Linked DNA regions of Homo sapiens: regions 2, 3 and 4 are each linked to region 1. A link is a loop called in an ENCODE intact Hi-C map of the cell type or tissue named here. Cell type or tissue: Calu3. All regions are shown on one strand. Region 1 overlaps LOC105371604 (a long non-coding RNA gene). Region 2 has its middle 42 kb from the start of DPT. Region 3 overlaps LINC00970 (long intergenic non-protein coding RNA 970). Region 4 overlaps LINC00970 (long intergenic non-protein coding RNA 970).

What was found. Peaks named below come from ENCODE experiments on the same cell type or tissue, not always from the same donor. Only the 100,000 strongest peaks of a DNase experiment are listed, where the experiment ranks them.
Region 2: a loop joins it to region 1, with 5 times the contacts of the local background. A loop is called at or near these places in 7 of 110 quality-filtered maps.
Region 3: it touches region 1 in a loop (7-fold over the local background); 7 of 110 quality-filtered maps call a loop at or near these places.
Region 4: it touches region 1 in a loop (6-fold over the local background); 4 of 110 quality-filtered maps call a loop at or near these places.

The regions. Positions count from the first base shown.
Region 1 is chr1:168,634,546-168,642,545 of GRCh38, reverse strand. LOC105371604 (a long non-coding RNA gene) reads left to right here. Exons shown (of 3, transcript XR_922259.3): 2 at 1,271-1,397; 3 at 3,780-4,422. Among named protein-coding and RNA genes, the nearest start is that of XCL1, 62 kb to the right of the region's middle. In Calu3, CTCF peaks have their summits at 4,977 (motif pointing left) and 6,182; DNase peaks (open chromatin) are centred at 5,675 and 6,165.
Region 2 is chr1:168,683,135-168,691,134 of GRCh38, reverse strand. No RefSeq gene overlaps it. Among named protein-coding and RNA genes, the nearest start is that of DPT, 42 kb to the left of the region's middle. In Calu3, no CTCF peak of the experiment used is centred here; DNase peaks (open chromatin) are centred at 694 and 4,194.
Region 3 is chr1:168,903,772-168,911,771 of GRCh38, reverse strand. It overlaps LINC00970 (long intergenic non-protein coding RNA 970), which reads left to right. Exons shown (of 5, transcript NR_104091.1): 4 at 3,802-3,913; 5 at 7,060-7,867. Among named protein-coding and RNA genes, the nearest start is that of LINC00626, 120 kb to the right of the region's middle. In Calu3, no CTCF peak of the experiment used is centred here; a DNase peak (open chromatin) is centred at 4,491.
Region 4 is chr1:168,917,381-168,925,380 of GRCh38, reverse strand. All of the region lies in intron 3 of LINC00970 (long intergenic non-protein coding RNA 970), which reads left to right. Among named protein-coding and RNA genes, the nearest start is that of LINC00626, 130 kb to the right of the region's middle. RefSeq lists an enhancer at 3,376-3,545. In Calu3, no CTCF peak of the experiment used is centred here; DNase peaks (open chromatin) are centred at 4,480, 4,730, 6,020 and 6,274.

The DNA.
Region 1 (8,000 bases):
CCCAATCTTTACAATCCTTGGACAGCCTTCTTCACTTGCCTGGGCTTCAGGGAGGGAAGTCTTTCCCATGGGCAGGAAGGACAGGGTTTCTCTTAATTCCTTCTGCATCCTAAGGTGACCTCCACTTCTCTGGGCCTATTATATTGGCAAAGGAGGGAACAGGGATTGGTAGGAGAGCCTCTCTAATAAGCCCATTTAGGAAGGGATCTGATAGGTCTTTTAACTTAGAATGCTGGACACTTACAGCCTTTTGTCTTCATCTTTGGGCTTTACCTCCCCTTTAGGAACTACAGGAAAAGCTGACTCAATGTCTAGTGACATATTCTGTAAAGGAATAGTAGACAACGCATGTGGCTCTGAATGAAACAGGTCTGAATGAAACAGCTTATGTCAATTTCAAAGTTTTTATGTCCAGCCTTTCTTCATTCCCATCTGAATCAAGTATAAAATAAACTCCTTTTTTTTCATAATTAATCCTTCCTGCCAACCTGACTCCTTCACCTAGGAAATGAATCTCCTTTCTCAGGATTCTTTACCTCACACTAAAGATACACCTAAATGTTCTCTGTGGCCATAAATGCTCATTAAAACTTTTCTGCTAAACTAGTTAAGTAAACTTTCTTTATCTTGCCTTCCTTTTACCCCAAATTCTCAAGTCCATCACTAACTTTCTTCACTTCTGCCTTCCTTTTACCCCAAATTCTCAACTCCATCACTAACTTTCTTCACTTCCAATTCTACTCACCACCCAATTCTTTTCAATTTCACCTTAGATTTTGTTACTATTCTGAAACTTTTCTCTCAAAGATTCTATGGCATAACTACAAAAGTCATTTTTTCCTCATTCTGTAGGAAATTACTGAGAAAAATTGGCATAAATATAAAGGCTAGACAAGTAAAAGGTGGGATTGAGGTTGGGGATATGTAAACAAATATTCTGATGGAAGTAAAGACGGGAATGAGAGCGAACACAGGTCGGGAAGAAACCAGGAAGGTTCCAGAGAAGGTATCTGTATGGCCAGCTGGCCACAAACAATACTCATGGTCAGCAAGTATTTGTGTGTTGGGGCATCAAATTAGCTTATAGAACGAAGAGAAAAACATTTCTCTAAGCCCTCAAGTCCTGTGGTTTTTGTAACTTTGCCCCTGGAGCATATTTGTAAGAGCCAAAGCAAGATGAGAGCCCACTGCTCTGATGACTAGTAATTGTCCCACATATTTACACATATAAAGAAAAAATCATATATCCTTGAATTTTTCCTTCTTATAGCAGTGGTTGCAAGAACTCCTTGACCAGTGTTTCCCAAAATCTGTTCCTTGATATATCCCTATTCGGCAAGAGCCATGAGGATGAAGATTTATCTGCTGGAATCTCCAGTGTCTGGACCCGGCACAAAGTAAGTGCTCAGAAATACCTATTGTATGAATAAAGAAATGAATGAATGTTGCACATATAAATACATCTACCAACATTTCTTTGGTAAAGTTTGGAAAAAGCTTGGTTGAGCAAAATTCCTTTGCTGAAGGACTGCTTTGAACCTTTACATTATGATACAATAGAGGGCATTTCTCAAATGCTTTTATGCATGAGATCATGTTTCTCTACATAGCTTCTGAACATATACATTTGGAGAAAAATTCCCTAAATAATTGCTGGTAGTGCAGCGCTAGGGCCAATTCCTCCATCTCCAGTTTACCTGCCCTCTCCCTTCATGCAGTGCTCACTTGGATCTGCCAGCCTTTGTGATGTCCCGTTCTTCATATGTAAACAAAACACAACACACACTGTAAGAACAAGGGAGTTTAAATTAACTGCCTATTTAACTGAACCACATCTCTTGGTTTTCCTCCAAATATCTATGTAAAAATGCAGCCCACACAAGAGTACATGTAACGTTTAGAAAGGGATATGGTGTTTACATTATTAGCATTTGTAATAGGTATTTGTGAGTATTGAAAATTTTATATGGCTGTTGTGAGAACTAAATCAGATTATATATGTTCTAGTACATTATACACCCTCAAAAACCAGGTGTTAAAGCCAAGTAGATCTGCAGGGCACAATGTTGGAAATTATGAATAGCATGAAAGAGAAGGGTTCTAAAAATATGCTGAATTATGGAAAATTATATATCAGTATTTGACAAGACTAGATTCAGCTGATATGACAAATTATGCCTAGATAAAGGTCAATGGAACATCATTACATCCTTATTTGGTCAAATGTCAATGAGATAGGGCACTCAATTTGCCTTTGTCAAAAGTTAAAGATGGACCACTTGATTTATCTTAAATGTTGGTTAGGAAGGCCAAAATAAAGATAGCGGTAATGACAACTTTCTGTGTAAAAATTTTTTCTATCATAAATAGTTGTGCCTTTGACTTTTCTTTAGTCACTTACATTAGTCAAAGGATCTAGGCATTAGAGACAAATGTGACACTTCCTTCAAGACCTACTAAACTTGTCTCATTTACTCAACAAATATTTAATTTATTCTACAAATATTTATTTTGAGCATTTACTAGACAAGACAATATGCTAGTTTTTCTGGAGGTACAAAGAAGAGTCAGACATGAGTTATTAAAGCCTTCAAGGTTCTTATAAACTAAGAGAATAGCAAAAGCAGGCATAGATTGACAAGATTACAAAGAAATTTATATGTGCCATAACTAACGTGCTGATAAAAAGTTATACAAACTCCTAGTGGAACACATTTTATTGTATTATAACTCTTAATTTACAATTCTGTCTCCCTTTGAAGATGGATTTTATCTTTTATATATCTGCAGACAGACATCATACGCTTTCAACAAATGTTTAATAAAAGAGTGAATGGTTGAACGAATGAAACTAAAGACTCTGAGATTTAGTTTTCAAAATAGTGCTACTATAGAATCATCTTTCATTTGCATATTTTTTAGGAAATAATTATTTTCTTGAAGCAAAGGACCATGTCATGTCTCATTGTAAATTCTATATAGAACCTGGTTGGCACAGTTAATGCAAAATAAATATTTTCTGAATAAAATGACTTAATTAATCAGAAAAGACACTAACAATGCATAACAGATAAACAATTCCAATGTTTTTGTTTAAACTCACAGACTTCTATGCAAAAAAGAATGCATTTTCATGTATATAAATTTACCTCAATAAACTTAAAAAATAGCTAATACTGTACTGCATACTTGAAATTTGCTAAGAGATACATTGTAAATACTCTAGGAAGGAAGGAAGGAAGGGAGGAAGGGAAAGAAAGAAAAAGAGAGAGAAGGAAGGAAGGAAGGGTGGGTGGGAGGGAGGAAGGGAAAGAAAGAAAGAGAGAGAAAAAGAAAGAAGGAAGGAAGGAAAGAAAGAGAGAAAGAAAGAAAGATAGAAAGAAAGAAAAAAGAAAGAAAGAAAAAAAGAAAGAAAGGAAGGAAGGAAGGAAGGAAGAAAGAAAGAAAGAAAGAGAAAGAAAGAAAGAAAGAAAGAAAGAGAAAAAGAAAAGAAAGAAACTATTTGGGTGATGGATATGTTAATTAGCTTAGCTTGAATGTGGTGATCATTTCACAATGTGTACATTTATCAAAACTTCAAGTTATATACCTTAAGTATATACAGTTTTATGTTAATTATGCCTCAGTGAAGCTGGGGCAAAAAGAAAGTTCATTACGCCACAAAGCAAGAACTCTCGAGATAGGGTGACTGCAGAGTCAGCTGATTTAACAGCATTAGAATCCAATTTCTTTCTCTCTCTATGTGTCCTGACATTTTGGATGGGTCATTTTGCCCTCAGATTCGTTTTTCTCCTGGTTTCAAGATTCTACAGTAATTCCAGACGTGACATCATCCAGACAAGAAAATGTTTAGAGGAAGAAGAAACCATTTTCTGTCTGTATCTTTGTTAAAGCAAGTTAACTTTTCCTAGCTGCCCCCAACAGACTTTTCTTCATGGTTCAGTGGCCAGAATTATCATTTGCCCTGAACCAAAGACACCTAAAGTGCGTAGAACCACTTTGATTGGCTTGGAACATCATTGTCAACTCCCTCAACCTCCATCCCTGGGCTGGCCCGGGGACCAGCCTTCCCTAGACACATGGCTCTCCGGACGTGGTTGTTTATACTAACAAAACCAAGTCTGTGAGGAAGTAAGAGCGGAAGAAAAGAATGTTAAAGAGGCACCCAACAGTAATGCTACATGGAATGGATTTTCTAAATACTAAAAAATTAAAAGTGCATTTATGATGAGAATAGAACCTTAGGTTCCAGGACAAATTCTCAAGAGAACTTGGATCCAAGTAAAGTAATTTTTGACACTTCCTCATCACCTCCCTCACAGATGACCCTCTCCTCCCTCACAAATACCAATCCCCCTCCCAATGTTTCACCTTCAAGCTAACCTCTAGTTGCCCGGGATTCCCAAGATGTCTCATTTAGACCTCTACTCCTGCAGCCAGACCTCACTCACATCTTCCAGCCATTACTTCTCCTCCTATCAAAAATTACCTAGAATCCCACTTATTTTTTAGAACACTATTCTCAGCACTCCAATAGCTTACCTCTTTTTATTTTCTCATTTTCTTTTAAATTGTTTGCAGGAAACCTGGTCATACTATGTGAACAAAGACATGTACATTTTGACAAGTTCCTATGGAGTAAAACTAGCCTCAATTCAGAAATACACTTTATCTCTGAGAATGGGTGTCTATGATCCTCAGACAGGTTGAAGGGGAAATATGAGGGAAGGGAAATTTTCCTAGAGGCCCTCACACAATCATCTCTTCCATCATGGTCTTTCTCTTTCCTGTGCTCTGAATAGTCTGTTCTTCTTGTATCGAGGGCAGATGACGTATTTATAACATTTCTGGCAGCTGGAAAGCTACGGAGGGAGGGTAAAGAAAGAGGAGTTGTGAGACGCAAAAGATATCATTGCCTTAAATGCTACAGCTAAAGCTGTTGAATGGCTTAGCTCCCCCTACAGGATGCCATGTAACATAGCAGCACACACTTAGAAGGTACCATTTTGTTAATCTCCTGGCCCTTCAGTTTCATCCTGTCTTGCTCTATCATAGGAGACTGCACAGTCATGGCCGACATCTTCAGCCTTCCTACACCAGAAACTTCTTCCTAGCCTTCCTAAACTTCTGCAAATAGACTCAAATATCAGGAAATCAAATGTTTTTCAAAATTAAGGAGATGAACTTCAAACATCCGGTAGTGGGAAGTTGAACTGAGAAACTGCTAATGTCTTCTTCCAATTCTAAAGTACTGTCAAAGTCAAATAAAGCATAGAGATGAATCTCTGAAATTAAGCCATTTCGTGGGGAGGAAACAATGGTAATTCAGGCCATACATGCAGACTGTCTTTAGCATGTCCCAAAAACAAAGAGGTTAGGGGTTTTATTTTTTAAAAAAGGAAACGTTACATATTGTCCTTCGCAAAAGCTCACTGGCACTAGTAAGGTCTGGGAGAGTTGGCAGGATTTGGTTGGTGACTGAAGGCAGTAGGTAAAACACAAGGGGTTGTTTCAGCAGCTCTTAGATAAATCAGGTTTCAGCAGGAAATTTCAGCAACTAGGCTTGCAGAGAATTACATTCTTAGATCAATGTCATGTGCTTGGAATGTTTTCTCCCCCTGGCTTCTCCACCCTGTTTTAGTAGGGTATAACAAGAATGCCCCAATTCATATGATTAGCTTTCACAATCATTGTCCTTCTTGCCACAGTACAAGCTGTTCACATAGTAGGCTCTGGCCTCAGCTCGTGTATGACCTATAAATAGCACCTGTGTCACCAGAGGGAAAAACTGCTGAATCAGGGACATGGGTTAGAAGGAGTGTAAATCATCTTTTGTCTGAAATACTCCTAATTGATTTTTAAAGAAAAAGTCTCAACAAGGGTGTGTGTGTGTTTATGTGTGTGTGTGTGTATCTGTGCATGTCACACACAGCTTATCAGAAAGAAATCAAGAGCAGGAGTGAATGAGCAAGACAGAAGACAATGCTCATCTTCAGCCTTCCTACACCAGAAACTTCTTCCTAGCCTTCCTATGTTGTACTATATTGCACTTAGAGAAGTGCAGTTAGAGAAGACACGAGCAAAAAAGAGCAGAATTTCTTATTCCAGAAACCTCTATCATCACAATCAGACAAACTCTTCATAATTGGGCACCCCACAGAATTACACCATAGTGCCATCTAGCTCTCACTACCAAAGCTTGACATCCTATTCCCAGCTAGGTTAAGAGGTTTAGGGTTAGTCACTGACCAGCAAAACTAAACTGATTGCCATTATTTGATAATGAAAATAAGCAAAATCCCCCAAAGAGGTTTATGTTTGGTAATAATTTATATTCAACTTATCTTATCAACATTCCAAACCAGTTTCTCAATATGAATATTAAGACTTAGATCTTTCTTGTTGAATATAGATTCAATGTTGCTCTGGGTTTTTATTAAACAAATTTCCACAAAGGTTGCACTGATTACTTCCTATCTTCTTTGGAAAGCTGTCAGCTGACAATGCTACCGGCTATAGATCTGATGTCAACAAATCACTGGTCTTGCAAATTTCCAGAGCATTTGCAAAAATCCCTAAAAAGAACAAATGGGAAAATTTCATTTTAATTCACTTATGCTGAATAGCAGGGTTGTTCATGTAGTATTTGTAGAGAGAAGGAGTGCTGGAGTCATGTAAAATAAAATAATAAACAAGTGTCACGCCTGCAGAAGATCAAAGATTCTTATTGTAGGTATGATCTAGAAGAAAGTCTAAGAACTGTATTTTGTGGTGCTTCTGAGTTGTAAATTCTTTACTAAAGTATTCAATTATGGGAAATCGTGCCTGCTTCCCACTGCTGGTGCTGGCTGGGATGGAAATACTAAATGCCAAGAAGGAAAGTACATAATGGTTTTACTCTTTCTTCTAATAAACAGTATCATGGTGGAAAGAACTTGGCCTTTGGCCTTAGAGACTTGAATTCAAACATTGAAACAAAGCACTTTCTAAGTATTTGGGATAATTAACGTCCTTGAGCCTATCAGCATTATTGCAAAAAATAGTGGAGATAATATCTGTAAAATATCAAATATTGTATCTTTTTTATAAATAGTCTTTATTTTGTGTAAATACTATTAAAACATCAAAGAGGAATATAATCATGTGCTGTCATCTTTACAGATGTCATTAGACAGTACATATTTGGATCTCTGGTAATCTTGTTATGATGTGAGTCAGTGATTTATGAGGGGCAAAATTTTCCTATCGCATTACCTATTCTCTGCATCATCTGGCTTACAAAAATAGGAGCAGTGCATCTTTGAGCAGAAATAGATGCCTGAAATAGCTGTTAAACTGTTTGAGAGTCAGTACGAGGTAAATTAACCCAAAATAGAGCTATAGCAGAAAAGAGCCAAAAAGTGTGACTGTATTTAGCTATGGCGATGATGCTCATGTGTGGGATTTCTTCTGGCTCCAGGGGAGGGAATTTGGTAGGGAATAAGCAACATCTCTACTGTATCAAGAAGACTGAGTTTCCCCACACAGCCCTTCCATTTACTAGCTGTATGGATAGAAACAAATCTACATTTTCAGAGGCTAATTCCCTTACTTGCAAAATGAGAATTATATCTTTACTACCTCGCAAGGATTGTTGTAAAACCAAAAGAGATAAAGTATCTGAAAGTCTTTTGCAAACCATAAAGTGATAGGCAAATATCCTCCATCTGTTCACTTCTTTCCATCTCTACTGATATCACACTGATACAAGGCCCCAATAGCTCTCATCTCAGCCATGTAACAGTGTCAATCCTCCTTATCGAACCCCCTCTTTACACTTGGCCCTCACTGGGAACCATTCTCCAAATGACAGCCAAGATGACCATTTTAAAACATAAATCAAGAGACAGCCAAACACCATGTACCTCTTTCTAGAGGTATTCAACCACTTTATAAAACATTCTTGACAAATGAAACAAACCTGAACACGATCAGCCCTGTCCACTTCCCCATCGTAACTG
Region 2 (8,000 bases), 49 kb before region 1:
TTTTACCATCCTGGGTAACATAACAATTTTGGTGTTTTTATGAACTGTGAACTGTATCAAAATCAACACGTGAGCAGCTAGCACAGTACTAGGCACTTGGCAGAAATGAGGGAAAGTCTCACTGAATAACTCCTTGGGAGACTGGGGGACCAAGAGGCAAAGGGGCTCAGGTTGGTAAAATAGTGTAAACCTGTGAAAATTTGGATGCTGTTTTTAAGTCTCATATAAGCATATGAGTTCTAGGGGTGGGGTGGGCGGGGATTTTTGTCTGATATATCCCCCGCACCTAGAATAGGGACTGACCCATGGTAGAAATTCAACAAATATTTAATGAAAAAATAAAAGTAGAGCCCTAAGACAGACCCTAATGCAGATTATGACTTCATTAACATAGACCTTATAGCCTTTTCTTTTTCTTGTTACTCCCACTGAAAGTGTACCTGTGGGATCACCTCATGATTAGATGGACCAATGCAGTGAAGCTGGTTTTTCAGAATTAGGTAGCTTTCTTTTTATATGGCTGTCTAGCAGGCATTCGTAGACCCTGCTGGTGTCTGGAATCTGTCTTCTCTGTGTCTGGTAGATTTCAGCTGACCTGGGTGTCTCTGTGGGCCTCTTTTGTTGGCAGACTCAAAGGTGAACTCATTAGCCATTACCCCCTTGGAAATATGTTCTGGGAAATCAAACATGCTCTGAGTCACATCTGTCTGCCGCCTACCACAACAGTGTAGTATGCAGACTGGTTCTGCCAATAGGCTTCTGGGAGGAAGAAATGGAAAATCTGTCATGGTATGAACTGCACAGCTCAACTTGGAGAAGGACTTCAGTCCACAGAAATTCACAGAGTGAAGGCAGGCTCTTAGTTCTCTTCATGCATAGGTAAGCCTCGAGAAAATTCCCAGGTCCCTGCAGAGGAGGAGAAAAAACGGAAAGAGGTGGACAAGTGGATTGTGTTGGGCAGGGCGGCGACACTCAGTGCTTTCCAGAACGGCACTTTGGCTTGTTCTAAATGGATAATGTCACATGGCTATGCTTTTGTACACATAAGGTTGATCGCTACTTCAACAAGGTGCCATTAATCAGCTTCCTTGCTCCTGGTACAAACTGAAGAAAGCCAAGAAGCATAAAACACATGCCTTTCCTCAGAGAGATTTTTTATTCTAGAGAGGGAGAAAAGAACAAAAAACTGGAAAGGTTAATGAATAAAAGAAGGCTGCTCACAATCCCACACCCAGTGAGTAATACACAAAGAAAACCTTATGCTATTGCAGAGAGCAAAGGATCACTATGAGCTGGAGAAACAGAAGGCATTAGGACAGGTAGAAGATGAAGAAGACTTATGCCAGCAGCAGAGACTGCCTGAGCAAACCTATGGAAGTGAGGAGGCTCCTCAAGAAGCCAAGAAAAACCTTGGGTCTCCTGAACCCAATTCTCAGGCTGGAGCCCAGTGAGGCAAATGAATTGCCCAAGGACACCTATGAGTAAATGTTGGGGACACTTAGAATTCAAGCCTCTGGGATCTGAGCTTGGTTATATCCTCTGTCAGGTCCCTGTCCAGTGAGTGGTTTAGTGAGGCGAAGAGAGAGGGAGAGAACATGCATTGCAGGCTCTTGCACTCTATGCTCAAACAGGCTTTCCCATTTGCTACTCGCAGATACCCTAGACTGGCATAGTTACTGCCATTTTATAGATAGGTTCAAAGGTCCCCAAAATAATAGGTGACTTGCCCAAGGTCACACAGCTAGTGGAAATGGATGTTGAACTGAAGTCTAGCTGTTTACAAAGCCCAGTCATCTCAGCTATGTCAACTTGGAGTCAAGGGTTTCCACTGGGAGTAAGGAGAGATAACTGCTTTAAACTCTGCTTTTTAAATAATGTTCAATTTGAAATAGTTGAATAATGTCCAATTTTAAAAAATGATTCAAAGATTTATTCCAGTATTTTAAACATTGCCTCTGGAGGGAGAGATGGCACTGTAAGGTGGTCAGGAGGACGTTGTTGGAAGTTAGAACACCAGATGAGTTGTCTGAAAATAATAATGTTGCTACTCGACTGTTTTATATTACTGTAAACATTACCCACTATAATAAAATCAGACACAGGTTCAACATCTCCTGTAGTAATAATAACTCTAGTCTGCCTTCTAAAATGACTCCTAAATAACAAACCCTCCATAAACTCAATCTAACCCAAATAAACAGAATTGCTGTGACAACCGAGATCATAATTGTCTTTGTTTGATCCTTCAGCCTCCACAATTGTGCAGGCTCTCCACACCGAGTCATGGCCTTGTTTATCTTTGCTGTGTGTGCTCTGGGAAGCTTTCTGCCTAGAGAATTAGCACACTCAATAAGCATCACTGTTCTCTTCAGTTGATTAAACTCCAGCATACTCGGTCTGTTAGCAAAATGTGTTGGGCTGATATCACAGTTCTAGCTCACCTCACCTCATGTTGCTCTTTTTCAATTTTATCTTAGACTGTGCAGGTTTTCTGCATCATAAACCAAATTAATCACTGAGATCTGATAGTTATAACAGATTCTAGACACATAAATTATTTTTCATTAGCTTTAATTGCCTGTAAAGGAATTTGGACACTTAATCTAAGGAAGTGAAATAATGTGGTTCAGCTCTATTAGACAATGTAAAGCTCTCACTTATTAAAAAATAAAAAGTGTAGAAAGGTAAGCAAATTTCCAGTAGCTGCAACCTTAAGGTCCTTCCACAGGAAGCCAATCTCTATGGCCACCAACAGAGCTGTCTTTGATGTTACGTGCAACTTCAGTCCACACTGGCTTCAGTGCCTTCAGAGCAGGTCTCTATCTCCTGAAGATCCAGGTCTTTGATTCTCCTATGGCTCTAAATATATATACCAAATAATAATGATGACTACAATTAATTATTTTTGTGCATACTCTGAGCCACGCTCTTTACTTAACCTTTATATGCACCTCATATGAATACTCAAGTAGATTTCCAAAGTGGCTATCATTATCCTTATTTTACAAAGGATAAGACTGACACAGAGGGATTGAATTCCTTTCTCAGGGACATAACAGTACACACTGAAGCAGAACTCAGACTCAGGCCTGGATGAGTCCAGAGCCTGTGCATTCCAGGATATTCTGTGCTCTCCTGAGACTCCAATATAGACTGTGCCATGCTGCCTCCTATAGGAGTAACAGCCGCTCCTGGCGTGTTTTCTCTCACCACCTAGGGCTCAGCCAGCATGAACACCACGTCAACTTAACATGAAAGCTAACTTCAAACATTGAGTCTAGTAGGTCCTTTCCTGGTACACATGGTTCATGACTGTATCCCCAGTACCTCACAGAGTACCTAGTACATTGTTGATGCTCAGTCACAAATATATGTTTGTTATAAATAAATAAACCCAATAAATAATAAATAAATAAAATATAAATATATATACAACATATGAATGGAATAAACTCACTAAGTGAACATTTTTGGAGTGAATGAATGACTTAGTTGATTATTCTTGGTAGATGCTCTAAGTGGCAGTCCCTTCATTCACCTGTTCTTCCCCCAGACTCTTCATTCGTAGTCTTTCAATCCATATTCTTTCACTGTTGCTTTCATTCCCATATCCCCAAACATTTACACTATCTGTGACCTTAGAACTTATACCCCATGGCTCTAAAAAAATGAAAAAGTATGACCACACATATTCCATTTTTTCATAGACTCATGCCTGACCTCCTCACCTTAACTGAACCCTGGCTTTCCCTGCAGTCCTCTTGGTCATGCATTCACATAGGCTCTGAGTCCTGTGGAATCTCTAGAATAATTTTCACCTCCTAAGTAATTCTTGAATTTGAGCCCTTTCATCTATTCTCCAACTGTCTCCTTTATTCAGATCCTTATCCTTGCTTTCCTGTCTCCTTTGGTCTATGCTTTTCTTTAGGAAGTCCATTTAATTGCTGGAGGGAGATTTTTCCAAAACATAAATCCAATAGGTTGTATCCCCACTTAAAATTTTTCCTAAACACTTTCCAAGCAAACCACATAGTCTTTCAGTGGCATAGCACCCTTCACACACACCGCCAGGTTCCTGTGCTCCAGATATGCAGAATTAGTCACGTTTCCCTGAAGAGACCATGTGTCCCTATGCCTCTGTGCCTGTTCACATACAATTTCCCATGCTTGGATGCCTCTGTACCTGTACCTTCTTTCCCTGGAGGACTTTCAGTGGTGTGTTTCCTGGTTTCCAAGGTGAGTTAATAGTTCCTCACTGGTGCTGCCATATACCTGATTATACCTACGTCATAGCACTTGTCACATTTCTGCATTTTTTTCTATTTTCACAGTAACTAAATGTTCTCATTGTCTCTTCATACCCAGTGCCCAGCATATGGTAGGTGTTCATTAACTATTAACTATATAAATATTTAAAGAATGAAAGGAGAGTCTTCTGACACTAGGCAGTCTACAGTTCCATGGAAAATAACCACAAGTAGAACTCATCATCTCTATTCCAGACTACTGCAATGGCTTTCTACCTAATGTAGCTGTCTTTGTTCTTGCTGTCCCCTTCAAATTCCACTTACACACAAATGCCAGAGTGATCTAACATGGAAATCTTTGACTCCAATGCTTACACTTGCCATGTTCCTCATAGTAGATGGGTTTAAACTCAACTTCTTAAAAAGGCATTAATGTCCTCCATGGAGTAGTGTCCTCTGTCTCTCATCTCCTCACTCCCTGCCTTCCTTGATCCCTCTCTGGCTGGTTAGGAGACAGGGAGGAAATACAGGAATCTTAAAATACTGTGTACAGAACACCATCACTGCCTTTGCCATAATGCTTTATGGTGACTTTATGAAAATTATGTTCCCATGGCCAGACAGTAAATTCCTTGAGGACAAGGATTGTATTATATTTCTCTCTAAATCCTTGGTAGACAGCACAGTTTCTGACCCATAGTAGGTGCTCATTTATGGGTATTGAATTAATAGTATCTAATGATAGGCAGAATAATGAGTTGGCATGAAAAATAGCACAATGTGTTGCAAAGGAAAGCAAACTTTTGGACAAAGATCAGGTCTTCCAGCAGACAATAAGCTAAATGTATGACAGAATGATACAGGACGTACATTTCTCATTAAAGTTCTTCAACTGAGAACAATATTTTGTGAATATACTTTGGTTCAAATCAAAATCTTATCATAAAAGGTATGTTTAAAATAAAAATGCAAATTATCTTCATAAATTCAGCTAATTTCATAAAGCAAAAAGCTTCTAGTACACATTTTCAAAACTAATGATACATAACATTAACATGAGTGCATTTACTGGTAGAATACACAGCAGCTAATGACATTCCATTACATGTTCTCTCTCATTGGTAGCCACCACTCGATGTCTCCTATGATTAGGCAAAGATTCAGTCAATTGGTCAACAGTACGAAGTAAAATCATCTTGTGGGGACAGCACCATATTTGTTGCAATAGGGAATAATAAAATAACAGATTTCTAACACTTAGGCATTTCACAACTTATTTAGTGAAAATAAAGGGACACCCATGAGCAATAAGAGATAGCCTATAAATACAAACTGCCTCCAGTCAAATGTGTTCTACACATGATTATTACTAATAAACACAAACACAATGAACAACTGTACAGTTCTTCTACAGGCCTGTGTGGTGGTACTACTGCCCCCATCTTACCATTGAGGGGGTAGGCATCCAAACCTTGTGACCTGCCCAAGTTTACATTGCTATATGAAATAGAACTAAGACTTAAACTCAAGTCTTCTGACTCCTCAATCCAAGCTCTTTTCAGTACCATGCAAGAGGCAAATGTCAGATTTTCCAAAAAAGTATCCTTCGTCCTTCCAAGTTCCCGCCAAAATGAGATTTTATAGACTAGCTCTGTTAGGCAGATTTGGTTACATGTATTGGACTAGGCAATCTATAATGTGTCTTCCAATTTGAAAAGTACATAATCCTCTCTAGTCTGTATTTATGGGCACCTTCAATTCAGCCATAACTCAGCCATTGTGACTGAACTGTTTCATCAGGCAACCAATCAGGGCAATGAAGAAACAAACAATATATCTGACTTATTTAACTGAACAACTTAAGCACAATGGTTAAACTGCTCAAGAGTGGAAAAAAAAAACAGTCTTAGCCAAGCTTAATATTACCTCATTCCTTCAGTGTTATATTTAACACACTGAATCCCTGTTTGTAAATGGCTCTATCCCCTCATAAAAATTGCATTTTGGCTATTAGAGTTTTTAATAAAATTTATTTTGATGACAAACATTTATTAGACTCTTCTGGCTTCCTTCATATCTCTGTACTCTTACATAATACCCTATAGTTTACTTTTTTTAATTTTTATTAAGTTACTGAATGCATTGTCACTGCTATTATTTAAGCATCACATACATTAAATGTCTACAGAATTCTCCACTTTCCTATGAGACCATAAATGTGTCTTGAACTATTAATCTGAATCACTATTCAAAGAGAATCTTCCGGGGATGTGGGGCGAAGATGACCAACTAGAAGCAGTGGTGATTGGAGGCTCCCATCGAAAATAACCAAAACAGTGTGTGAATCTAGCACCAGCAATCCAGGTATCCAAGTTCCATCATCAGGACTGACTAGGCAGCTGGCATGACCCACAGAGAGAAAGGAAGAACAATATGGTACAATGGCTCACCTGAGAGCCACATGGGGCATGGGAGCCCCCAACCCCCAGCCAAAGGAGACAGTGAGTGAGCATGCTACCCAGCCTGGGAAACTGTGCTTTTTCCATGGAACTGTGCAATCCATAGATCGGATAGGAAGTCCCCACTTGTGAGCCCACACCACTGGGGCCTAGGGTACTAACCAGGGAGCCATGTAGATTCTCAACAGCCACTCAGCTAGAATCTGCTTAAGCCTACAGAGTTCCCAGGGGGAGGGGCAGCTGCCTGTTGTCTAAGCTGTCTGAACTCTTAGGGGAGAGGTGGCAGCCAACACTGGGACTGCTAGCTGCCTAACACACTAAGCTCCCAAGGAAAAGGAAGGGCAACAGCCATCTCTATAGCTCCAGGCTGCGCTTTTCCCCTGCTGGAGCCAGGGTGGCTAGAGGGCTTGGCCCAAGACTAATCCCCAAAGCCCAACACACTGGCTGTGGCAGACTGCAGCCAGAGTGTGCTGACTCTGACCCATCCCTCACTGGGTGGGGCCTCTCTGCAGGAACTCCAACAACTCCAGCCAGGGGCTCTGATCTCCCTGGGCTTGAACCCATAGGGGGAGGGGTGGCCATAGTCTCTACAGACCAGCAGACATAGCCTTTCCTCCTGTTAGTTCTGAGGAATCTGGGCAGCCCAGACAAGTGGGATTCCCCCAGCACGGCACATCCACCCCACCAAGGAATAGCCAAAGTGCTTCCTTAAATGGGTCCTACTCCCTATACCACCCAACTGGGTGAGACCCTCCAACAGGCGTTGTCAGACACCCTATACAGGAGCGTTTCTACTGGTATCAGGTTGGTACCCCTCGAGGTCAGAGATGCAAAAGGAAGGAGCAGGCATCCATCTTTGCTGTTCTCCAGCCTCCTTGAGTGACAGCTCCGGGCGCAGGAGCAAACCACGTGAATAGGGCCTGAAGTGAACCCCCAGCAAACCACAGCAGCCCTGCAGAAGAGGAACCCGAGCATTGAAAGAAAAACAAAAAAGTCTTCACAAAACCTCATCCAATGGTCAGCAGCCTCAAAGATCAAAACTGGACAAACTCATGAAGATGAGAAAGAATCAATGAAAAAATGCTGAAAACTCAAAAGGCCAGAGTCCATCTTCTCCAAATGTTAACAACAGTTCTCCAGCAAGGGTGCAGAACTGGATGGAGGATGAGATGGAAGGATTGACAGAAGCAGGTTTCAGAAGGTGGGTAACAACAAATTCTGCTGAACTAAAGGAGCATGTTCTAACCCAATGCAAAGAAGCTAAGAACCTTGATAAAAGGTTAGAGGAGCTGCT
Region 3 (8,000 bases), 270 kb before region 1:
TGACCAAGTGATCCACCTGCCTTGGCCTCCCAACCTTTCTTGTTTTGAAAATGAGAAAACTGAGGCCTGGAGCATGTTAAATCTCCCACCAGAAAAAAATATCCAGTTTTATGTCTTGCCATATTTCAGGTTTTATTTCATGTTTAGCCATACAACATTGTTTTCCTTTTAGTCTTTGTAGTGTTCTTTGCACATTTTTATGTCTGATCCTTTGCACATGTTATCCCCATGTCTTAAACAGTCTATCTCCCCTACCATTCATGTGACTGCATCCTGCTCTATACTGATTAATATTAATAGTACTTCAAATTTTTCCATCTCTCTATGTCTCATTCACCAGATTGTAAGTCTAAAGGGAAGGACCATTTTACCATTGTATATTATTGTATTCCTTATTCCCTGTCAAGCACCTGGCTCATTTTACATGTTCAATAAGTATTTATAGAATGGAAAAATAAATAAAACTATGCCACTATTTTTATCTTTAAGATTTTAATTTCCTAGTGACATTTTTATAGTCTGCAAGGGCCTAAGATCCTTAAGCCCTTGGTGTCAAGATAAAACAATGAGGATTCCCTATTTCAATCTAAGCGAAGACCCAGTCATAAGCAAAACTGCTTTTCTTGTTCAGCTAAGTAACACCTCAAAGATATAATAAAAAATGGAAGAGATTATGGAAAATGTTGGATTCCTATGGGGAGCTGGTTGCTTATGAGAAGACTTGTCTTTGGGAATAGCTCTAGCTACACGAAGGAAATTGAAACCCTCACAGTGGAATAGCTTACTGGTAAAAGTGACTCTCTATGTGTGGACTAATTATCAGTTGAGGAAGATGAACTGAAGAAGAAAATTCTTACCTTGAGGGTTTTGGGCATAGGGCTGGGCATTGGTTCAGTTCACCTTGGAAGCCTCCTTTTTATTTGAGGGCACAGCGCTAGGTAGCAGGCAGCCACGTATAATTGTTTTTAATACTTCTGTTCCCCTGACTTGAGTTGGAATGCTCCCAAGGGCAAGGACTTGTCTCAGTCATCTCTGGACCCTTCAGAACTTGCACAGAGCCTGGCATAGAACAAGCTGTCAATAAATGCTTTTGAATGAATTATTGAATAAATGGGAGGTAGACACACCAAATAGTTCAGATGTTTTGGTGTTTGCATGTCCATATGTATACTCTGATGACTCAACGCTATAGACAGAATGGCCGGCTACTTGCAAATGGCAGCCTGGGCAGTGAGTCCTTTGTCTAGCATTCAACAGTGGGGAGGCAATCCAGAGTGTCTAGTAAGGTGCTCTAATAAGGCCTGAGCCCCAATGTTGCTTATTAACTGTGTGACCTAAGGCAAGTTGTCTAGCAAACTTGGCCCCTAGTATCTCCATCATTTGGAAGAGCCTATAATATTATTTACATCTTTGAGTGGTTGTAAGAAATAACTGAATTTACACATGTAAAATGCTTAGCACTGTACTGGTGCATAATAAGAACACAAGAAATGTTGGTGCAAAAGTAATTACTGTTTTGGACCATGAATTTTAAATCATTATAATGAGGCTCAAGCACATCTTTATTAATCAAAATAGGAACCATTACAATCAACACATTTTTGCCTACAAGAAATAAGTTTGTTTATTCCTGTAGCCTAAAAATTCATGCCTCCAGATTCGGCAAACTCTTGGAAAGCATTTTCTGTATCCTGCTGGTTGTGGAAGTGTTTTTGCTGCAAAAAGTTGTCAAGATGCTTGAAGAAGTGGTAGTTGGTTGGCGAGAGGTCAGATGAATATGGCAGGTGAGGCAAAACTGCATAGCCCAATTTGTACAACTTTTGAAGCATTGGTTGTGTGACATGTGGTCAGACATTGTTGAGAGAAGAATTGGCCCTTTTCTGTTGAGCAATGCCGGCTGCAGGCATTGCAGTTTTTGATGCATCTTATCGATTTGCTGAGCATACTTCTCAGATGTAATGGTTTTGCTGGGATTCAGAAAGCTGTAGCGGATCAGACTGGCAGCAGCCCACCAAACAGTGACCGTGACTTTTTTTTGGTGCAAGTTTGGCTTTGGGAAGTGCTTTGGAACTTCCTCTCGATCCAACCACTGAGCTGGTTGTCACCAGTTGTCATATAAAATTCACTTTTCATCACACATCACAATCTGATTGAGAAATGATTCATTGTTGTTACATAGAATAAGAGAAGACGACCCTTCAAAACGACGATTTTTTAATTTTCACTCAGCTCATGAGTCACCCACTTATCAAGCTTTTTCACCTTTCCGATTTGCTTCAAATGCCAAATGACTATAGAATGGTCGGCGTTGTGTTCTTCAGCAACTTCTCCTGTAGTTTTAAGAGGATCAGCTTCGATAAATACTCTCAGCTGGTCATTGTCAACTTTTGATGGCTGGCCACTCTGCTTCGTATCCTCAAGGCTCTCCTCTCCTTTGCAAAACTTCTCGAATACCACTCCACTGTACATTCGTTAGCAATTCCTGGGCCAAATGCGTCGTTGGTTTTGCGAATTGTTTCCGCTGCTTTACACTAATTTTGAACTCAAATAAGAAAATCACTTGAATTTGTTTTTGGTCTAACATCATTTCCATAGTCTAAAATAAATATAAAATAAACAGCAAGTAGTATGTCATTAGCAAAAACTAATAACAATAAAATAAAATAAAATAAAGTGAGAAATGTGCATTAAAATGATGTATAATACAACCACATTTATTTAAGAATGTATTCCAGTATCAAATGGCAAATTCCAACAATGCAAAAACCACAATTATGTTTGCACCAACCTAATAGCAGCAAATGTTAACAACATCCAACATTTTTTGAGCACTACTATATCTGTGTGTTTATGTATGTAAGTATGGATGTATATGTATGTATGTATGCATGTGTGTGTTCTCATATCCTCAAAGCAGGCCTGAGAGAAAAGTATTACTAATATTCATGTTTATAGATGAATAAAGTAACACAGAAATGTTCAATTACCTGTCCAAGTTCATATAAACTGTAAGCGACAGAGCAAATATCTGAACCTCTGAGTTTACCATTGTGATCTCTTTGTTTTCTATTGCTTCTTTGCTAGTATTACTGTTTTAAAAAGGAGTGGAAAGTCTATGGTCAGAAGTACTAATTGCATTAGGTTCTGTATAAGGCAGTTTAGTAACCTAGCCATATTGCCACACAAAACTTTTCCCACTCTAGTGTGACTTTTAGCACCTATCTTTATATAATCTAGATAGCTTAGAAGTTCTCTGTTTAATTATTACAGCTATTTCAGCAAGCCACTGAATTGAAAGGGAATAAAGCCACTAAAAGATATAAAGCTGTCTTTGGCTCAGATTTACCTCACTGGTTACAATCTCAGCATGACCATAGGTGATGTTATGCTGCTATGTTTATGGTGCTCACTTTGCGTAAATTTTATCAAAACATACTTCTCTTAGTGGAAACCAATCTGTATGCAGGAATACCTTTTGAGTTAGGAAAAGTTTGCATTAATGAAATATTGAGAAAGAGAAAGGAAAAAAGAAATGGTTGGGGAAGTTGTATTTCACTGAGGGAAAACACATGTTTATTTTTAACACACCCAATATTAGCATTGGTTAGTGCTGTGGAATCCATCTATTTCTGTTTCTTCTGAAAGTGACCTCCCATTGGAGTCAGTCACTTTATCCCTAGACATAAGGATTCTCACTTAGTCAAATGGAAACAAGAATTATCAGCAGAGAACATTTACCATGTGTGTGAAGTGGGTAAACAGCTGGTCAGTCTCCAACTAGGGCTTTTGTTTCCCTTTTAGAGCTGAAACCACAGGAAGAGGCCAATATGGACTTCTCTACTACTTTATTTCCCCTGAGCCTGGTCAGCTTCTTCCAAGGAGATTACTGGGAGGAAGCTTCTAGGATTTCTGGGTATGTGAAGTTGGGGATTGAGTGGGGAGGGAGGAAAGGAAGAAAGGGCAGAGAAGTTCAAAATGTGACAGTGCGAGTACCTTTGAGGGTAGCTATTCTTAACACAAGTGTCCACATCAGGCAGTATAGATTCAAGGACCATGGCTGGGCAGAAACTGTGGGCTTGGTGAAGGATGCACAGGAGGAGTGTGAGGCTAATACTAACCACAGTATTGATCAGATTGAACTTAAATCATTTTGCTAGTTATACATCAACACATCTGCCAGATGCAGCCTCACAGCCCCTGCAAGCGGGGTCCTTATGCATCAAAGCTCTTAACAGAGATATAGATGAATACTTCCTCTAAGACAACTCTGAGAAAACTGTGGCAAGGGAAGGAGGCAATCGCAGAGAAAATGCTAAATATCTTTCTTTAGGCAGCCAGCAGGAACTCTGGAGCTCTTGATCTGTCCAATGAAAGCTCTAATGTGGCACTTCTGCCCAGAGGCCTCAGCACACGTGGGTCATCATAGCCTTGAGAATAGATGTGACTGTGCCATAGGAGAATAAAAAAAGCTAAATTCAAAAGAATGTCATCAAACCAGTTTGATGAATAATGTTTGCCTATTGCTTGTATGCTTTTGAAAGAAGCATAAAATCAAAGGCCAAATTGTTAGGACAGTACACAAAGCAGGTAGCTGGTTAGCGTGGCTTTCACGTAATTCCAAAGCTAAGCTCCTATGTAAAAAGAACAAGTAGGCTGTTGAAAAGACTTTCGCAATTTATTCAGAAAGGATCTCATGTTCTAAGGCAACGACCACATTTTCCTTGTTAGAGGTGAGCAAATACCCAAGTTCATGGCCATGAGATCAAATGTAATTAATAAAATGTTAACCCACTTCTGACATTAAATCCCCAGATATTGAGTGTGAGAAGGAAGTAAAAAAGCCACTTCACTGAGAGGCTGTGGCTTATAAAACCAAGAAGAAAAACCACCAGCATTTTTGCTTTTTGCTTTAAATTTCTATAACAATGAATAGTCTATAATTTTTATGGAAGCTGACAGTTTTGAGTATCACAAAGTTAAAAAGAACGAGTATTAGTATTCTCATTTGTAGGTGAAAAAACTGGGACTCAGGCTCAAATTCTCAGAATGAGTGCTACATCTCCTTTTATCCCCTCATATCAAGGCACATCCTATCATGTTATGATTGCTTCAAACTCTGCTTAATATGGGAAGAAGCAGACAGGATCTGCCTAAATTACATCCAGGCTGTCTCCTGGTAGGCTCCCAGATCGTTTGCTGTTATCCTAAAAAGGAGAGGCACAGGTAGTCATAATTCTGGTTTGATGACATGCAGAGGATTGATGATTATACAATAACTAAGAAATGAGCAACGACTGGCACTGTGTTAAGAACTTTCTGTGCATTACCTTCATAATAATCCATGAAATTGGCATTATCATAATACTTTTTACAGATGAGGGCACTGAGGCACAGATGTGAAGTAACTTGCTCAAGGTTAGACGGTAAGTTCAAACCCATCCAGGTCCATACTGGTGGGCCTTAATAGTTAATACTTTGTCATTAACTTTGTTGTCAATGCCATTCCTATGCATTTGAATGCATTTAGAGGAGCAATTCATATAGTAGATAGTAGCACAGACTCAGAACCAGGAGGCCTGGGTTCTAGTCCCAATTCTGCTACTGATTAGTATGGTATCCAGATCTCATGTTCCTTATCTGAAAAAATAAACCTTTATGCTACATAGTTTCTATACGTTCCTGAAAATCTAATGGGGTATATTCGATTAAAGTTTCTGCCTAGTTACTCAAGGGTCTTCATTTTCTAACTAAGGTTTGAAAATATTCTCCTGGCTTCTGTAATTCTGCAAGGCTGTTTTAGTTGCTTTTGAAAAACTAAATTTCTAAGAACTATTTTATTGAGTGCTTGAGCCTTTCAGAGCTCCTAAAAAGGTTCGTAACTCATCTTCTCACATTGCTGCTTGTGTTGACCTTGGCATCCACTGTCCACAAACTCCTCAAGGCCATCCTGAAAGGTGAGTGGGAGGTGGCAGATCATTGTAGCAGGCACTGAGAGAGCCACCACCAAACACCTTCCCTTTGGTTGCTTTCAGCAGCTTAAAAATCACTTTCACAGACTGTAGGGATTCATTTATTCCTCACAACACACTTTGAGGTAGGCGCTAGCATTCTCATTTTATAGATAAAGAAATTAAAGCCCAGACAACCATCTATCTTGTCTAAGCTCCAAACATTTATAAATAAAGACCTGAGTTCTAGCCTACATCTCCTGCCTCTAAAGCTAAATATATTTCCATTGCTTCTTTTAAGGAAGGCTGCATAGGAATTGGCAGGGCCCTATAGTGGCAGGTTTGACTGCTCCACTCTTTATCATCCATGTGTTTTGGGTAAGCCAACTAATTTCTATGCCTCTCTTCTGTGAAATAGATTAATAGTACTTGCCTTGAAAAATTATGGCAAGGCTCAATGACACATCCAGAATTACCTAGCTGAGTGTACCTAGCACAAAATAGATGCTCAAAGTCATCATTATTTTCACTTCTCTATGTTTGAAAAACTACATTTTCTTTTACTTCTAAGGAGTTTGCAGTTTTGTTGTTGTAATCTACTTACTACACAAATGAAGAATCTTAAAGATCTCCTATAGAAATAATTTTCTTGTCAGTAAACAGTAAAGAAGAGGATAAATTAGAAAAGTGAAAAATTTGTCAGTCGATACATCAGAATAATCTGGAGCCACAGAGTTAAGGCTTTCTTGCTATTTTTATGCCTCTTTATTCTTTTAGCTTCTAAATCTCATTTCCATTTGTTAAACTCAGATTTAAAAAGTTAACTCACAAATGATATGATGTAGTTGTCAGGCTGTTCCCTTAGGCATGATGCTCAGAAAACCAAACTCGAATGGAAACTCAAGCAATGTAAAATCTCTATTTAGCATACACAACTGTGTCCATGGTGAAACATTCTCCACTTACACTGTAATAATAAAAAGACTGGTACCCTAAAAGAATAAATAAGTCTCCAAGCTAGAATTTTCAATTTTTCATATTTTTATTCATGTGCATTTATTTTAAAACAGAAAATTTTATTTTGACCACCATCATCATTTTTCTGTTCCAGACATTGGATTCCCTGCTGGTTTCCCCACCTGATTATTGAAATTGATTTCTGGAGTTCAGGAAAAAGCAAGTCATCATATATCAACCTATTATGTGTGTTAGGCTGTTTGCATTATCACATTTAATCCATTTGACGCTGTGAAGGAGCAGGTAGTGTTATCTGACTCAAGTCTGTCCTTCAATTAATCTCACCACCTCCAGGATTCCTTTATGCTCTTTGTCAAGAACTCTGGTAGAGCAAAGAAAATGGGGATAGTTTGTCACGTTCAAAAATCGTATTGACCAAGACTATCCTCTCTCTCTCTCTCTTTTTTTTGAGACAGAGTCTCACTCTGTCACCAGGCTGGAGTGCAGTGGTGTAATCTCAGCTCACTGCAACCTCCGCCTCCTGGGTTCAAGTGATTCTCCTGCCTCAGCCTTCCGAGTAGCTGGGACTACAGGTGCATGCCACCATGCCCAGCTAATTTTTGTATTTTTAGTAGAATCAGGGTTTCACCATGTTGGCCAGGATGGTCTCGATCTCCTGACCTCGTGATCTGCCCGCCTTGGCCTCCCAAAGTGCTGGGACTACAGGCATGAGCCACTGTGCCTGGCTGATAATCCTCTTTTAAGAAGAAGGGGTATATATTTACCTAGGGAATTCCCTAGAGGAGAAGAGGCAGAAAGGCATAAAAGGAGTATAGTAAACTGAAATCAAGACATCTAAATCTAAGACCTGGCTCCATTACTGTACCCCTTTGGAACTTTGGGTAAATTCTTAATTCTTTCTGGGTCTCAATTTTCTCTTTTAATAAAACAAAGATTTGGAGTAATAAAACTCTAAATTCCTTTCCAGCCCTAGGACCTTATGGTCTACAGTGAGACTTCTTATATGATTCTAGTTAGGGTAAAACAATTCAGGATTAATAATAGTTATGTTAAGTACCCTAGGTTTTTAAGAGC
Region 4 (8,000 bases), 280 kb before region 1:
TTCTTAGTCAAACACTCTCAGAATCCAGAAATTAGCACATATATAAACCATGTCTTTCCTAATATAACTTACACAATTTTTGCAATTATTGTAACATAGATTTTATCTTCTCAGATTTGGGGCACACTGGGAATCTGATTCTAGTTAGGATTCTGGAGAAAGTGAAGGGTGGGGTAATGAGCCATGAAGAGAAATAGCTTCCAATTATAAATTAACTTCTACAGACTAGAGAGTTGCAGGGTCCTCGGGAAAGGCAGGGGTAATTATTTGAGACAAGGGAGAAGCTACTTCCATTGAGAGAGGAAACTAAATGGAAGCTGTAGGTTCTTGATTTTCCAAGTCCTCCAAAACCCCCCATTAGTGCTCCATTCCAATTTTGGGCATTTCATGTGTTCTCTGTCAGTGTCCACATTTTCAGAAAAAGGCCTGGGAAATCTGTGAACTCAATGGATGTAATTCAACAATGTGCATGGTAGAACTTAGTGCTTATTATTCATTTATTTTAGCTAAGTAGCTATAAGAGATTAGAGGCAATTTTACAAAATTATATTAGTCCCTATAATTGTTTATAATTTTAACTAATAATTTAGGGTTATAATATTGTCATTTGACTTCATCCTTCAATTCTTTAGACACTTTTTACTGTTCTATGGCAATGGATACTTGTTTCCCCTCCTTCCAACTGGTTTGTGATCGTCTCAGGTAATCACAAGTAATAATTTTCAGAATCTCTATTTTAAACATTTTCAGCCACATAAAAACTAGAGAAAATAGCATAAATAAAATATGTACATACACCACTTATGTTTAATGTTTACAAATATATTGTCAAATTTATTTATAGACAAAATGGCTTTTCATTGCAAATATGGAAATATGCATATTTAAAGCAATAATATTTTCTTCCATGAACACAATACCATGACTATACCTAACATATTGAACACAAATTCCCTAATATCATCAAATCACAGGTCACAATTTCATTAGTCATGCTATCAATCTGTGCCAAGAGCATCAGTATTCCCATCCCTTAATGCTAGCTATATTTTCACTGCCTTTGTCAGCAAATAAGCTACATAACAAATTCCATGTATTGTTTTGTCCATTCCTCTTTCATTATCCTATAGCTCTGTAAATTGCAATAACTTCTACTAGTATTTTTGTGGGAGTCAAGATTCTATTAGTGAATAAAACAGAAATTAATCTGGTTAACTTAAGTGGAATATAAATTTATAGGAATAATATCCCATACCTCCATTTGAAGGATAATAGACTAGGCATAGATGGAAGCCAAAGGAAATGAAGCATAGTCAAAGATATGCCATAGGAGTTACCCTCTTAGATCACTGCTGGTTGGCATTGTCACCATGCGTCCTTTGTGATCTCACTACTGGGGTCTCAACTTTGTAACTCTGACCCTGAACCTCCGGGTCATTCCTTCAAATTTCAGAGGCATGAGCTCACACTCTAGCTGACAGGAAGTAAAGGGTGATAATGTCTGTTCTTGTAAATAAGATTTTATCTCTCACTCATATTGGGATTCCCCCAATTATGAAAAAATATATAGATGTTTGTTTCAGGTCAGATTCTCCAAATAGCAGGCTTTGAGATAAAGATTTGCTCAACTGGATTTTAATGCACATAGACCAAACATTGTGGGAGGAAATGTTCAAATTTGAAGTGTCTTTCAGCACACCTAGATGTCTAGACTTACATAGAAATATCTGGGATGTTTCTTATCTGGTTTCGTTTGTTTGTTTGTTTGTTGTTTTGGATGTTTCTTATCTGTAACCATAATGACAAATGGACTATGACTTGTACCAGGAAAAAAGCCAGAATGCCTCTACATTTTTTCCTAGAAACTAAAAATAAGTACAAAATGTGGGAAATATATTATCTAGCATGAAAACTTTTAACTAGGTGAACAAAGTTAGGCAACAGAGTGAGCAGCTGTTTGACTTCACTTTTAGTTACCATGGCGGCTTTTAGTTAGGACACAATCCTGAACCATTTAAACTGGGTGATCAATTGAGGTCATTGCATTCTAATTAAGCATTCCCCTTTGAAACAGATGCAGATACTTTATGAATACGTTTTCCTACATATCCTTAATATGCAAAGTTGATGTGCTTTCTCAATTTTGCAATTCAGTTATTTAAATCATATGCTTTTTTTGTTGATCAATAGCCCTTATTTGTTCATTGAAAATGCCATTATCCAAATGTTAACAATGTGAGTTTTACCTAATATTTTTGAAGTTTGAAATATATAACTCTAAAAAGTACAATGATTGACAAAAGATGACTTAGCATGTTATGTGTATGTGTAGCTCTGTGTGTGTATACTTGAAATTCAGTGCTTTAAAGTAGTTGCTATTTTTGAGATATATAAACAATAAAGAATCATCAACTTATTGATCGCCATCAAGATTGTTACAATATCCTTGCAGTTGTACCTTAAATTCTGTGTCATCCAGTCTCTGTTATGCAAGTTGGTCTTTATGGAATCACTGACAGGTCACTCTTAGTTCAGCAGATTCTGTTTTCCCTATGCATTGTACTTTAGCAAATCATATTTTACTCATTATATTAGTATAAATTTGAAATTAAGTAATCATAAAAATAATCCAGTTAGGCCATTTTTTTTGTTGGATTCTTTTGGTGCCTTCTCTCTCAGATAAATAATGATCTACTGAGAACATTATTCAAATTCAAATGAGACTTTTTGTGGCTGTTTTTTCTTTATATCGTTAACATGTCTGTGTTATCTGCCAATCATATGTAAGCTGCTTGATGGCAGGAGCCCGGATTTTAATACCTGCATAGCCCATGCAAGATCTAAGTCAAGTTCACATTTGGTCAGGTCTGTGGTGGCATGTGGCGATCAACCCTGCAGTGTGCAAACATCATTAACAAGAGACTTTTCTGGCCCTCCTGGCTCGAGGAAATGGAAAGGAAGAATGAGCTAGTCAGGAGACAAAACTAGAGGCAGTAGGAACAGTGGCCCTGAACTACATTGAGTCAGTGGTGGATTTAGGAAACCTATTGAGGAGAGGTGGAAAGGACAGACACTGGAAGCCAAAGTGGGCTCAATTGAGAAGGGACATGCTGGGCCTGGACAGAGCCAGAGAGCACATGAGAACCACTCTCGACTAGACAGAAGATGATGACAGGCATGAGGACCAGGACCAAAGTTCATTAAAGTTGTCGTGGTGGAAGGCTGGGATCATAAAGAAGAGGGACCAAATCTGGAGTGATGGAGCGGGGAGTGAAAGAGAAGTGGGAGTGAATGTGACGAGGGACCAGAAGAAAGATATCTAGGTTCTGTTCCAGCTGCACTTATTCCTGATCATCCCATGGGTCTGGCCTACTTCTGACAGATGCACATAATCAAATATGGTTTATGTAGCTGTCTCTGGACTTTGCTTGCCCTTACTTGCTCTCTTTCTTTCTCTCTAGCTCTCTCACTTTCGCTTTTGCTCTCTCTCGTGTCATGAGACCACAAAATACAATTAATAGGTAATTCAAGTCATTACTATCATAGATATTAAAGCCAAGAAAATGACACTTCTAAGTTCAGCAAACTACATGAAAAACAGTAGCATGAATAAAGGATACCCGGCATGGTCCAGAATGATAACAAAGAAAAATGGAGAAGTGGTGAGGGCAATTTGGAGATGGCCAGTGAAATGACAGTTGAACTTATTACAAGCCAGATAGCAGTCTGGAGTCTCTCTTCAAGCTAGTTCTAATTTTGAAACAGTGATGGAAGGCAGATATTATTATTCTGCTTTTAAAATAAGGAAACTGAGGCTCAGAAAGGTGAAGTAACTTGCCCAAGGTCACATAGCTCAGTGACAAAACCAGTATTCATATCTGGATCCCTCTGACTCAAATCTGGGCCTCTTTCTGCTTCTTTCTGAGGAAATTCTCATTTTGGGAAGATCCAGTGGCTTCTGGATCCCTCAGAGCCATGTCTTTCTTGGTGACCTTTTTCCTGATATTGATGAAAGGAACAGTTATCAGTGGAGTCTTAAAGATTTACTCAGTGGAGTCTTACAGATTTACTCATGGGCATTCTGTGGTACCCCCCAGAGCCTTTGTTTCTTGACACATTCCCATCTCCCACTTACCTAGATATTACAAATGGAATAGTACAAATGAATAAAACAGTTTTTGATAAAAAAATAATGTGACTCAAACCATTTATGTAACTGGTCTTGAATGCATGGTCTGCTGCTTCCTCACTGGAGCTAGATTTAATTCTTAATTCTGCCGCAGAAGGAGAACTTGAGTACATCACTATTCTCTGTGCCTCTGGCCACTTGCTTTCTGCAGGAAGGACATTTATAGAAACTAGAAGGACGAGGAAACTGCATCTAAACTCCCTGTGTTGGCGGGATCAGCAGTTGTAAGCTGCTAGGAAATTGCCAAGTACTGTTGAAATTTCCGTGCCTGATCCAAGATGTTGTTTACGCACAAGGCCCAAATCTTTCCGGTCTCAGGAAATACCAATGATCTTTGGCTGAAGTCAATATAACAAACAACCTTAAGAAGTTATTCAGAAACTAATTCTGAAAGCCTCCCATGGTCATACAAGGCAAGCCAAATACTGACATTGTATGTGGAAAATAAGGCTGCAATTAAACATTCACGATGGATCCAAATTTTATATGGTCTACTTCTGTCTGGGAGTGTGTGCTTCCCTAGGAAAGGAGCTCAGTCAGAAGTTGACTTGTGATTCTGTGACTTCCTGCTGGCCTTTGAAGGCTTGGTATCATTAGTCATCATGGGGTGATTTGTTTACCTTTTAGTCATAACTGATTAGTACACATTCATTCATTCATTGAACAAATATTAGCTGAGACTCTACTATGTGCCAGATTCTGGGTAGGAACTGAGGACACAATGCTAAGCAGAAACAAGCACACTTCTTATATTCAAGGAGCTTATAGTCTAATAAAGGAGAAAGATAAATAAAATCACAGAAATACGTAACTTCTAACTGTGAGTAAATTGGAGAAAATGATAGCCACGTTTTGAGAATGCGTAGCATGGATTGAATCTAGTCTGCAGTGTTGGGGTAGATGTCCTTGGGAAATGATGTTTGAACTGAGATTTGGAAAACATGGACCACTTCATGAACCCTGGGGACTGACGATGAATTAAGACTAGGATTTGACAAATCCCTGGAAGTGTGCAGACACTAACATCTGAGCAGTCAGCAGAAAGCTTGTTGGTTTTAGCTCTTAAGATGGCGGCATATTTCGGCAAAGGAAGGAGGAGCCCATGCTTGTGCAGACACAGCCTCATCCAAGTGTGATCCATATCCTCTCTCCAGATCATCCTTGATATTTGGTTTGGTTTGCGTTAGCCGTAACCCATTTCTCCTATATGTTTTACAACATCAGAATCAATTGATCAGCTCCCTCTTGAAAGTCTTGTGGTCCATTACTAACTACTGAGCTGATTCTACCATTTTCTTTCTTCTTTTCCTGCTTTCCTACCCTCTATCCACCATTCTGACCCCATTCATTACTGCATTTCTTCCAATTTTCTCTCTCTTTGATTGTTATACACACATTATAACTTATACACATTATAAACATTATAACTTATACACAAGTTATATATACATTATAAGTTATACACAAGTTCCAAGACTTTTAGGCTGTAACTGTGACCACTGAAAATTGAGACAAATGCAATTCCTGAGTCAGGTGTTCCTAGGTACAGTGAGCAATGCACACAGGCATCTTTTTATGTAATCTTCCCCCCACCATATAGCGAAATCTAGTGGAGTTGAATCACTTTTATGATGAAATTTGCCCAAATCTATCCTCCTGTGGATTATCTTTACCTGGGAAATATGTGCGCTAAGAGCTTTTAATAAAAGAACTGTAGTTCTCTTCCTTTATTGTGTTTCACCGAGGCTGCAAGAGGTGTGACACATAAGCTGAAAGTAAATTGAATAGGAAACTGAGGTTTTGTTTCCCTAGCAACGTTAATTCAGTCTTCTTACAAATGGAAATAACACTGGAGGCCTTTGTTTCTGCATTCCCAGCTCTACAGGGCAATGTGACATGCTGAGCACTCTGGAAACAGTGCTGTATAATAGAATTCTGCAGCATTTACTTTAGAATTTTCTCTCGCTAAATTTCATACAACCTTGTGGGCATTCTGCTGGAGCTGATATTCATCCTGTTTGCTGAAAAAAATGAGGACAGAGGAATATTCAGTGTTGTGACTTAGTACATCAGGGCATTCATTGTCAGCAGGGCAGGGCACATTATGCAAGGGCAGAAGGAGGAGTTTGGTGATTCAAGAACAATCATGGCTAGAAGGATCTCCCTATTGTTCAAGGTCAAAGTGGACAATGGTCCAGTAGCTCAGATATTCAGAGCTGGAGCACTGGTGTGTAGGAAGAATAAACATACCACATACATGGCCACTTGTTCTTACCTTTCATATGTGTCTTGAATATTTTATACACAGTCAAGCAAGTTTTAATAAAAACCCTAAAGATATAGTAATCCACATTTATCCATTTGAATAATTTGCCTTCAAAAGGCGTTGGTGAGATTTGGTCCATTTTCAGCATCTAGGAGATTTCATGGGCATATTTCTGGGAGTCTGGGAGGCTTTATAATACAGTGGTAGATGTCCAGGGTTCTAGTGACAGACTGCCAAGATTTAAATATTGGCTCCACCAATTTCTAGCTGTGAGCTCTGGGGAAGCCCCTAACTTTTCTGTACCTCCATTTTCTCATCCATAAAATGGTCACAATAGTACTGTAGGGTTGAAGAGATGGTTAAACTGAGACATCTATTTAAAGCATTAACAATGCCTAGAGCCTTGTAGTAAGTGCTTAGTATGTGGTAGACGTGGAACTGCCACACACTCCCACCTATTTGCGGCAGGAAGGGAGCACTTGCCAGATCTTTTTGAGCCCTTTGGGGAAAATTTCACTAGAACAGACAAATGTACAATTTTTCCCTCGCTAATTTAATGATAATTTGTCCCTATTTTGTAGCTGCTTCTTTAGCCATGTGATGGGGCAGGGGCTTGGGTTCATGGAGGAGAAGCAAGGGCAGGAAGAGGTGGAGGAGGAAGAAGAAAAGCAGGAGCTGAGAAATCCAGTGGCTTCAGAGCTGCAAACCGGTTGACACCCACATACCTCCTTCCTCTTTTTCAGCAAGGTTTGCCCATTCCCAGTAACTGGAGACCCTGTGAAGGACTATGAGTTGCTTTTATCCCAGATCCCTAAGAGCCAGCTCTGAAACCTAACTCCTCAATGTGAAGTTACTCACCAGTTATTATGTAGCTCTGCATCCTGCAATAAGAAAATGTGATTAGTACAGCAGCCCTGCTCATCCTATGAATCCAGAGATCTGCGCGGGTGTGATGTGAAGGCAGACTCTTTTTCACTCTTAAGGTTAAGCTCAGAAAAAAATAAAAAAAGGACTAACTCCCTGTTTTTCATCTTAAACATTTACCTTGCAATTTCAGAAAATTAGAGGGCATAGTATTCACTTAAGACAGTGTTAAGACTTCAGATCAAAATCAACTGAAAGAGCAAATGCCATATTTTCTCTTCCTGTTTGTAACTACATGTCACTTTATTGAAGCCCTAATTGTGGGGCATTCCTCCTCCTTCTCCTCCCCATTCAAATTCTCATGTTCCTGAGAGATATTAGAGCACAAGAGACATTCTGGCCAAATGCATTCTTGGGGAGAAATTCTGTCCTATATACAGACACTAGGAAGGGCACCCTTAGTTACTTGTGATCTGGCCTGCAGACATCTCCCTGCATTTCCCCTCCACATGTCTTTCCCACTTCACTCTTCAGGGGCACTAATCCTCACAGGATTGCCTCTTATCTCCAGCCCTGGGCTTATGCTGGTGCTTCCACCTGGAGTACTTATCCTCTTCCTGTACTCTCACCTCAACTTGTACTTTTGCAAACTCATGCTCCTTTAGACCACAATATGATCTT